2 separate regions of the Homo sapiens genome follow, and region 2 is linked to region 1. A link is a loop called in an ENCODE intact Hi-C map of the cell type or tissue named here. Cell type or tissue: endothelial cell of umbilical vein. All regions are shown on one strand. Each heading gives the region's core, and the rest is flanking DNA. Links, peaks and the distances in the headings are about the cores only. Region 1 has its middle 9.0 kb from the start of TMEM39B. Region 2 has its middle 20 kb from the start of BSDC1.

Evidence for each region. Peaks named below come from ENCODE experiments on the same cell type or tissue, not always from the same donor. Only the 100,000 strongest peaks of a DNase experiment are listed, where the experiment ranks them.
Region 2: a loop joins it to region 1, with 5 times the contacts of the local background. A loop is called at or near these places in 4 of 110 quality-filtered maps.

What each region holds. Positions count from the first base shown.
Region 1 is chr1:32,061,237-32,066,609 of GRCh38, reverse strand. No RefSeq gene overlaps it. Among named protein-coding and RNA genes, the nearest start is that of TMEM39B, 9.0 kb to the left of the region's middle. RefSeq lists a silencer at 2,908-3,202 and enhancers at 3,848-4,142, 5,157-5,373. In endothelial cell of umbilical vein, for the core only: a CTCF peak has its summit at 3,038; DNase peaks (open chromatin) are centred at 3,049 and 3,999; H3K27ac peaks cover 734 bases.
Region 2 is chr1:32,411,589-32,416,961 of GRCh38, reverse strand. No RefSeq gene overlaps it. Among named protein-coding and RNA genes, the nearest start is that of BSDC1, 20 kb to the right of the region's middle. In endothelial cell of umbilical vein, for the core only: CTCF peaks have their summits at 2,605 and 2,804 (motif pointing right); a DNase peak (open chromatin) is centred at 2,851; H3K27me3 peaks cover 177 bases.

The DNA of each region.
Region 1 (5,373 bases), core at 186-5,185:
CATGTTATTTTGGGACTGTGGCCAAAAGCTGGCAATCTGTCCTGTTTTTTAGAGACACAGCCTCACTTTGTCACCCAGGCTAGAATGTAGTGGTGCAATCATAGCTCACTTCAGCCTCCAACTCTTGGGCTCAAGTTATCCTCCTACGTAAGCCTCCCGAGTAGTTAGGACTACAGGTGCACACCACTGTGCCTGGCTAATTAAAAAAAAAAAAAACTGGCCAGGCGCGGTGGCTCAGGCCTGTAATCCTAGCACTTTGGGAGGCCGAGGTGGGCAGATCACAAGTTCGACACCAGCCTGGCCAACATAGTGAAACCCCGTCTCTACTAAAAGTACAAAAAAAAAAAAAAATTAGCCTGGCATGGCGGTGTGCACCTGTATCCCAGCTGCTTGGGAGGCTGAGGCAGGAGAATTGCCTGAAGCTGGGAGGTGGAGGTTTCAGCGAGCTAAGATTGCACCATTGCACTCCATCCAGCCTGGGCGACAGTGCAAGACTCCATCTCAAAAGAAAAAAAATTTTTTTTTTTTTTTTTTTTTTTTTTGTAGAGACAGGGTCTCACTATGTTACCCAGGCTGGTCTTCAACTCCTGGGCCCAAATGATCCTCCTGCCTGGGCTTCCCAAATCACTGGGTTTACAAAATGGAGCCACCACACCTGGCCCAAATCTGTCCTATAAATCAGCATTTTTTTTTTTTTTTGAGATGGACTTTTGCTCTTGTTGCCCAGGCTGGAGTGCAATGGCACGATCTCGGCTCACTGCAACCTCTGCCTTCCGGGTTCAGGCGATTCTCCTGTCTCAGTCTCCTGAGTAGCTGGAATTACAGGCGCCCACCACCATGCCTAATTTCCATATTTTTAGTAGAGTTGGGGTTTCGCCATGTTGGCCAGGCTGGTCTCGAATTCCTGAACCTCAGGTGATCCGCCCGCCTCGACCTTCCAAAGTGCTGGGATTACAGGCATGAGCCACTGCGCCTGGCCTTAAATCAGCAGTTTTCAGACCAGACTATGCAGACCTCTGGTGGTACACAGAAGTGATGAATCCACAGGATAAAACACAATGCAGCTTTCTGGAATGTCAGTTTTATTCAATGGAAATATAAGGCAGAATTTTCTTTTTCTTTTTTTTTTTTTGAGATGGAGTCTCGCTCTGTCGCCCAGGCTGGAGTGCAGTGGCGCAATCTCGCCTCATTGCAAGCTCCGCCTCCTGGGTTCACGCCATTCTCCTGCCTCAGCCTCCCGAGTAGCTGGGACTACAGGTGCCTGCCACCGGGCCTGGCTAATTTTTTGTATTTTTTAGTAGAGACGGGGTTTCACCACGTTAGCCAGGATGGTCTCGATCTCCTCACCTTGTAATCTGCCCACCTCGGCCTCCCAAAGTGCTGAGATTACAGGCGTGAGCCACCGCGCCCGGCCTGTAAGGCAGAATTTTCAACATCAAATCGCAGTCATTAAGAACACGTTCTCTGGAGCCAGACTTCCTAGCCCCATCACCTACTGGCTGTATGACATTAGCAAGTTACTTAACCTTTTTGGGTCTCAGTTTCCTCAAGCCTTATGGGTTTGAGAATCTATGTAAAGTATTTAGACTAGAACCTGACATACATTCAGTGCTATTGAAGCATTAGCTATTTTTATTAAAACATGGATATACTGTAAAGTACAAAGTAAACTAATGTGGGCTGGGCATGATGGCTCACGCCTGTAATCCCAGCACTTTGGGAGGCCAAGATGGGCAGATCACCTGAGGCCAGGACTTCAAGACCAGCCTGGCCAACATGGCAAAATCCCACCTCTACTAAAAACACAAAAATTAGGCAGGTGTGGTGTTGTGCACCTGTAATCCCAGCTACTCAGGAGGCTGAGGCATGAGAATCACTTGAACCCGGGAAGTGGAGGTTACAGTGAGCTGAGATTGTGCCACTGCACTCCAGCCTGGGAAACAGAGCGAGACCCTGTGTCAAAAACAAAAACAAGCCAGGCGCGGTGGTTCACACCTGTAATCCCAGCACTTTGGGAGGCTGAGGCGGGCGGATCACCTGAGGTCGGGAGTTTGAGAACAGCCTGACCAACATGGAGAAACCCCGTCTCTACCAAAAATACAAAATTAGCCGGGCATGTTGGCACATGCCTGTAATCCCAGCTACTCAGGAGGCTGAGGCAGGAGAATCGCTTGAACCCGGGAGGCAGAGGCTGTGGTGAGCCGAGATCGTCCCATTGCACTCCAGCCTGGGCAACAAGAGCAAAACTCCATCTCAAACAAACAAAACAAACTAATGTGAATTTAAGATTGAAGGCTTTGAAAAAAATGTCACCTGCAGCCCGGTCCCAGCCCACCAGGGATTTGCTTTCACCTTCTCTTGCCAGCAAGAATACTTACATCTGATTTTCAATACCAGAGAATCCAGGTGTCTTCATGTTCTTCCAGTTTCCTGGGCCATTCTCACTCCATGTATACATTAGTCTCCCCACACAACCTCCCACCTGTCAGGCAATCCCCCTACCCCCATTCTTATCCAGACATTTGTCTTCCCACATCTTATATTACAAATATATGTAAACTATAGAAAACCCAGAAAATGTCACATTTCTTTAGTTTAAAAAGAGATAAGATTTTGGCAGGTAATGTATTTAAGGTAATTAAGATAGAGAGAACTGTAAAGTAGGCTATGTTCCAGAAGGGTGAGTCTAGTTTGGCTTGAGAATAACTGAAGATGAGGTTGGAAAAATAGGTTCAATTCAGATCACTTGATGATCCTGAATGTTACACACAGTAAAGAATTTGGACTTGATTTCAACTCTCTAAGCCTGTTTCATCTGTACAATTAGGAAAATTACTATGTTGTGAGGATTAATGGAGAGAAGCAAACACATGGGAGAGATATCCTGTGACAAATGGAGCAGATGTTATTAGGAGTTGGAGACACAGATTCTTTTCCTTAGTGTAAACTATCCCCACCTCTCAGGGTGGCCTGAAATTCAGTCTCTCATTTATCTTATTTTTCTGTAATGCACATCTTAACCACCAGAGAGAGCCTGATACAAAGGAATCTCAACTCCAAGTACAACAGAGAAATTAAGCTGGGCATAAGATGTGGAATCCTGGATACAACTGCAGCGATTCTCAATGGTAGGGTAGGGAATGGATCCCAGTGCCTCCTCTATGGGCCTTCTTAGACCCATCCCAAGGAGAGGGGGTGGGGCATGCTGCCACAACCTAGAATTTAGCAGCTAGCCAGATGTAAGGTCACCAGGAAAGAGGTGAGGTGGGTAAGGATGAGGGCCAGATCTAGTTTAGGGACCTGAATTTCTGTATCTCAAGCAAAAGAGACTCTCAACTCTGCTCATAAGCCACCAGGCCCAACTCCTTCCTGGGCTACCCCATGGCAGGCCAGGTCATCTAGCTGGCCCGGGAACTTTAGAAAATTTCTAAAGAGCAGGGGGTGCATCGTGGGGAAGGAGGAAGGGGAGAGAGTGGCATATCTAAGAGCTGTCTTTAGGGTGACATCCACATGGCATCAAGACCTCAGCCTTTAGGTCTATCAGAAAGGGCAGTGGGACCTAGCTTCTCCAATCATGATTCACTAGCCTGGCATCTTACAGCATTTTTACAAAACCTCCTTTGCTTTCTTGGATTTTTGTTACGAATGTTAAAATGAAAGCCTAGGGACATTGAACAATTTACCTGAGGTCGAAGAGCAGCAGCCAAGGGCAGAAGTGGGCCTGTAGGCAATAGGAGTGGCTCTGAGGGGCTGAGGAAAGGGAAGGCAAGCAGGTAGAGCAACAGCCTGCTTGTCAAGCTGCAAGCATTGGCTCTTGGCCAGGCCTCATACCCACTCCTCCAGGGCCAGCTCTGCTGCCAGGCCCCAGGCTGCCAGCCCTACCTCCACACTCCCACCCCAGTCCCCTGAGAGCCCATCACCTTGGCAACAGCCAGAGAAAGGCCCAGCTAAAATATTTATGGCTCAAAACAGCCTAGAGGCTTGGGAGGGGGGAAGAGGGAAAGGCTGATGTCATCCCTTCTCAGCTTACAGGGGAGGTGACTGACATACAGGGCAGCTGGGTGGGTGGGCCAAGCCCAACAAGTCAGGGCTCTCAAAGGAAGATCCCAAGGGCCATAAGTGGTAACAGGAGGAGGACGAAGACTGTGACAGGTGACAGGACTGGATAAGACCCACAAGCCTGGGAAAAAAGGAGGAAGGAAACTTAAAGGTTGAGCAGTATTGTGTCTAGACCCCATGCCAGGCATTTCAAACACATCATTTGCTTCTCAGATCCCATTCAGTACGTAGCAATTCTTTTTTTTTTTTTTTGAGATGGAGTCTTGCTCTGTGGTCCAGGCTGGAGTGCAATGGCGCGATCTCGGCTCACTGCAAGCTCCGCCTCCTGGGTTCACACCATTCTCCTGCCTCGGCCTCCTGAGTAGCTGGGACTAGGGGCGCCCACCACCACGCCCGGCTAATTTTTTGTATTTTTAGTAGAGATGCGGTTTCACCATGTTAGCCAGGATGGTCTCGATCTCCTGACCTCGTGATCTGCCCACCTCGGCCTCCCAAAGTGCTAGGATTACAGGCGTGAGCCACCGCACCTGGCCAGTAGGTAGCAATTCTTATCCTACTTTGATGGAGTAAACAGGCCCTACAGCTCTTCTTAAAGCAAAAAAAAAAAAAAAAAAAAAAAAAAAAATTAAAACAAGCTCTGGAAATATGCAAATGATGAGCTGGGATTTGAATTCAGATCTGTTTGGCTTCAGCCCTGTAAGCTTTCCTATAAAATTCTGTGGCTCCCGAGTAGAAATCCTAGCAGACTGAAGGTATAGCGATCTAGGAACCTAACACCAGCTCCTCAGTCAGTGACTCAGGTTCTGTGCCTCCATTTATATATGATGAAGATGCCATCTGATTCCCTAATTCCCCACCCCAAACTCCTCCCTTGTCAGCCCTGGACTCAGAGCATCCAATGTAAACAACAGGGTGACAAACTCATCGAGGCTGGCCTGTGACTTTTCTAGTTTTAGCACTGGATAGTCCCATATCCCAGAAACTCTCTCTTGGGTAAACCTAGATGATCTGTCATCCTAGACGAACCCCTCATGCAAACATAATGCTTTAATATTTCAAAGCACTTGTGGCTGTGAGAGGTACAAACAGGTCAAAAGAATAGGCCATGAAGTCTGATAGTATAGACCATGAAGTCTTTTTCTAACCATAGGCAAATTTTTTATCCTCCTTGAGTCTCAGTTTTTCTTATTTTCCTGGTACATACTAAGAAATCAGTAAATTATTAGCTGTTATTTACAGTAATCAACAATGATGACAGAAACAGGCTCAGAGATTAAATAGCTTGCCCAGTGTAAATCAACTGACTTTAAGGAA
Region 2 (5,373 bases), core at 239-5,238, 350 kb before region 1:
ACCAACTTTGGGAGGAGCCTGGTTTAGAGTTTATAGTCTAAAATAAAGATGATGACAGCCCCTTCTTAAGATTTACTTCCTTCTTGCCTGGGTACCAGACCAGGAAACTAGCCACAAGATTAAAAACCATGGCCTAGAAGTCACACAGCTGGAGCCTACAAGATTTTGACTCTCCCTAAACTGCTCTCAAGATCGGTGCTGGCTGGGTGCGGTGGCTCACACCTGTAATCCTGGCACTTTGGGAGGCTGAGGCGGGCAGATCATGAGGTCAGGAGATCAAGACCATCCTGGCTAACATGGTGAAACCCCATCTCTACTAAAAATACAAACAAAAAAAAAAATTAACCGGGCGTGGTGGCAGGCGCCTGTAGTCCCAGCTACTCAGGAGGCTGAGGTAGGAGAATGGCGTGAACCCGGGAGGTAGAGCTTGCAGTGAGCCGAGATGGCGCCACTGCACTCCAGCCTGGGTGACAGAGCGAGACTCCACCTTAAAAAAAAAAAAAAAAAAGATCAGTGCTGAAGACATTTTTAAACCCTCCCCTGGATGGATCAGCTGGCACCATCCAGGTTGACAAACTGGCTTATCTGATTTTGTGGCCCTCACTCAGGAACTGATTTAGCATAAGAAGACAGCCATCATGTAAAATGGTGGCAACTAAAACAAAGTACTGCCATGTGGTTATGGGTCATGATCCCAAGGACATGAAACAAGATAGAGACCTGTAGCCAAGTTTATTACTGACCATTCTGTTGGGCTGCCTTGAACAGCAGGCTTATGAGGTCCACGGTCTGTATCCGAACCTAAGGTACCCTTTCTCTTAACAGAACCATATGGAAAGACACACAAAGCACATCAGAATGGCTACAGCTTAAGACCAACCTCACGATTTTTTTTGATTAATTAAAACTTTACAGAGAATATAAACAATGAACCTTATTATCCCTTTCGCTGGTTTGCATAGGGAGAGAAAAGCCAAAAGCTTGACTGTTAGAAAAAACTTCTACCCTTTTGCCAGCGTGTCAGGCTTCTGGGTTCCCTTCCCCTAGCTCAACTCTAAGCCAAGCATTTTAAGGTTTGGAGAAACTAACTTTTCCCAGTTTGGAAGAACATTATGAAAGAGCCATTTTAAACTGTGAAAGTAGGCCAGGTACAGTGGCTCATGCCTGTAATCCCAGTACTTTGGCGGGTCGAGGTGGGCAGATCACCTGAGGTCAGGAGTTTGAGACCAGCCTGGCCAACATGGTGAAACCCCATCTCTACTAAAAATACAAAATATCAGCTGGACGTGGTGGTGCATGCCTGTAATCCTAGCCACTCAGGAGGTTGAGACAGAAGAATCGCTTGAACCCAGGAGGCAGAGGTTGCAGTGAGCTGAGATCACGCCACTTCACTCCAGCCTGGGCAACAAGAGTGAAACTCAATCTCAAAAAAAATAAATAACAAATAATAAAAATAAATAAACTGTGAAAGAAGGAAAAACACTGTAGAAAAGTCTGGGTGTTCCAGTTAGGGTTGTCAAGAGGTATTTCCTCTCTTCCTATTGGGAATGGTGTTTCCCGTTTTTTTTTTTTTTGCCTTTCGTATTTTCTCTTTTCCTTTTAGGCCTACTATGGGAGACATATTCCTCATCTCCAAATTTCTCTGCTGCCTACAGAGCTGGCTGGCTCTCAGCTGTGGTTAGGGTTTGGCTTAGGAGAAGCATAACACCCCTCCATGAGAGGTCAAATACCTAAGTTACATTTTGGAAAGCTTCTATATACCTATTGGGGTTGTCAGAAAATTGGCCTAAGTCTCTCTTTATTTGCCTAAGGTCCTGTAATGAGAAGGGAACTTGAAAGGGCCCCAAATAAGGGAGATCCTCAGATGGATCCCCCAGAAGTTGCTTCTCTAATTTGGGGGCATTATTCTCTTTGGTCATGCCAAATGTGATTGCTAAAAGGGCTGGGTTAATTTTGTAACACTTGCAAAGGTCTAATAAAAAGGCCATGCCCTTGTGCAAAAGAAAATGAGCCACTTTTTCTTTAAAGTTTCAGGGTGAAAGGAGTCCCAGTGCTTCAGAATGCATTCCAGGGGAGTGCAGGCTGAAGATGGTACCCATCTAGAAAGAGAAGTGAGAAAAAGGCATCCTTTTAGTCTCCTTCCTTTTGGTGTGACCCAGGGTGGAGACGAAGACAGTGGGGGTGTCCCCCTGATGTTTTCCCTCCGTGGTTCCTTGGTCCCAGCACCTTGTTGAACATGCCACCCATGGTTGCAGGCGTGACCTCCAGCCATGGAACCAGAAGAACTAAGCGATTGGGGCTAGTCACGCTCACCCAAGTGACTCTAGTCCTCTGCCTGTGATTTCCCTTTGACTTCCTGGATTTGTGTGATCTACCTGGCTCCCCAAAAATTGGATCCCAAGAAAAGCTATGTAATAGTTGGGCAAGGACCCTTTAATGGAGTGGGAGTGCTAAATTGAACTCTATATCCTGCTATTATGGCCCATACTGAAGCGTTTACCCTTAGAGAATGGTTCTCGTTAACTTCTGAACTTAAAATCCCCTTACCAATTAAGTACCACTCTAATTGGAGGCAGAATAGGTGCCTTAAAAGAATGTAGGTATTGAATGGCCCTTTTACTGTTGATGGGACAGTATTGACACTAAAATTTGGTTTTGGAGGATATTTTACCCCTAATTGTTGAAGGCAGAGTTTTCCCATTTACAGAAGTAGCGTGAAGCCTGGTTTTTAGTAGAGAGGCACAAAAAGGGGAGAGAATTGGGAGGCTAGGGTGTTTCAGTGAAGGACAATGTGCCTCATGGAGAGGATCCCTATTCCACTAGGTGGCGCTGTTTACCTTGAAACGCCATGTGCTCTCTAGACCAAGGACAGAGTGACATTGACATGCCATATGTTCTCCAGACCAAGGACAGAGAGAGACCTGGAAATGCCGTGCTCGCCAGACCAAGCGCAGAGACACATGCTCACTGTTGGGGAGGAACCCTCTGTTCCTAGAAAATCACAAAGACACCTTCCCCTGAGCTATATCCCCAGTTACTATGACATTCCCTGATCTTGCCAAACAAGATTACTTCCCTGAAGTGTAAAACTTCCTGCACACTGCATACACAGAGAGGATAAGAGATATGACAAATGTGGTCAAGGAAGGAGGAAATTATGAAGGAAAGTTGGAGATCCTGGTGCCGACACCCCACTGGGGTGGTTGGAAGCAGGGGTCAGTCCAGAAGCCTTTGGATAACACCGGGGGGTAGCCCCAGCCAGAAGCCCTCAGTTGCCTCAGGACTTCTTCCAGCGCCACACCATGGCTGTCCTTCAAGAAAGGTCTAAAATGGAGACTGAGAGCCTCAGAATGAAAAGACAGAGTTGGAGTCCACTCCTTTACTCACTGTTTCGATGAATGTTGTACTTTGGTATCCCAGACAGGCCCCCATTATGAAGCAGCTTCGTTTTCTGGGGTATATACCCTTGGGTTCTTTGTTGTGGGCCAAAAAATTTAGGACACAGACAAACACAAGGAGTTTAGGAGCAGAAGTTTAATAGGTAGAAGAAAAGAGAGAGAAACAGCTTCCTGCACAGAGGAAGGGGTCTCCAAGCAGAAGGAACCTAGCAGAAAATGACCAAGTGGAAAAGGACTGGCTGGTGGCAAATAAGCTGAGTTTTATATACAGTTTGAGGTCGTGGTGTCTGATTTATGTAGGGCTCACAGATTGGTTCGATCAGGTATGGGTTTACATAGGGCACAGGGAAGACTGGTCACCTCACCTTAATCTTCTTATGCAAATGGACTTTCCAGTTGATCAGCACTATCTTATCCACTCCTTTACAGTACCCATGGCTGGCAGAAAAGGGAGGATGGAGCCATCATCTTGAACATGTCTAGTCCTTAGTTCCTGCCTGCATTCACCTGTGCAAGCGCCCAGCTTTCAGGCTGCTCTTTGTTAGAAAATGATTTGGGGCTGCTTTTCATTAAAAAGAGAAGACTTACCAAGGACTCCCATCCCCTTACTATCTGCCTAAGTAATTTCTTCTTAACTCCTGTATCAACAGTTACCCATCAAATACAAAGGAGGAAGGGTTACCAGTAAGCAACAGGGTTGACATGAAAACAGAGTGGTGAGACCTACAGAAATCTTTGGAAACAACTGCTTATGAACGGCCTACCAAGTTCCCACTTTTTTATTTTTTTTGAGACAGGGTCTCACTCTGTCACCTAGGCGGGAATGCAGTGGTGCAATCATGGCTCACTCATTACAGCCTCAACCTCCCGAGCTCAAGTGATCCTCCCATATCAGCCTCCCAAGTAGTTGGGACTACAGGCACGCACCATCATCCCTGGCAAATTTTTGTACTTTTTGTAGAGATGGGATTTCACTGTGTTGCCCAAGCTGGTCTCGAGCTCCTGGGCTCAAGCAATCCACTCACCTCAGCCTCCCAAAGTGCTGAGATTACAGGCATGAGCCACCGTGCCCAACTCCCACTTAATGTTTTCTTTTGTTTTTTGAGTCAGAGTCTTGCTCTGTCACCCAGGCTTGAGTGCAGTGGTGCAATCTTGGCTCACTGCAACCTCCATCTCCTGGGATCAGGCGATTCTCCTGCCTCAGCCTCCCGAGTAACTGGCATTACAGTCATGTGCCAACACACCTGGCTAATTTTTTGTATTTTTGGTAGAGATGGGGTTTCACCTTGTTGGCCAGGCTGGTCTTGAACTCCTGACCTCAAGCGATCCACCTGCCTTGGCTTCCCAAAGTGCTAGGATTACAGGCATGAGCCACCACACATGGCCTCCCACTTAGTTTTTATATCAAGACAAACAACAAAAATACCTCCTTGTCCAGTAAACAGAGGTCTATTTTGACACAATAGACAGTTTTCATCTTTCACGCAATTCCCATACATGAATCAATTCACAGGTGCACAGACCATTGATTAAAGGAAGAGTATAGGATGCTTAAGGAAAGATCCAGCAACAGCAACACAAGTTCATACTATGAACATTTTTTCCTGTTCTTTCCCAACGGATAAATACACAAACCTCTTGGGGACAATCAGACAACTAACCACAGATTCCTGGAGACCCACAATGCCTCTGGGCTTCAGCAGTCAGAGTATGGGCTTATGGAAATGTATGATTAAGTGTTGATAAGAAAAACAGAGAACATTCAACATATTTCAAGCAGAAATGTATATAATGCAGGGACTTGCTTACAAAGATGTTGGAAATGCCAAAGGAGCTAAGAGTAAAATGTGACATTTTCCAGAGCCCAGGAAACCACCCTGGGGGTGAAGCCAACAACCCCACTTTCACTACTGACAGTGCTGGAAGAGCCACCACTGCTAAAGGTAAGTCACCTCCTAAAGCCTAAGAATTTCTC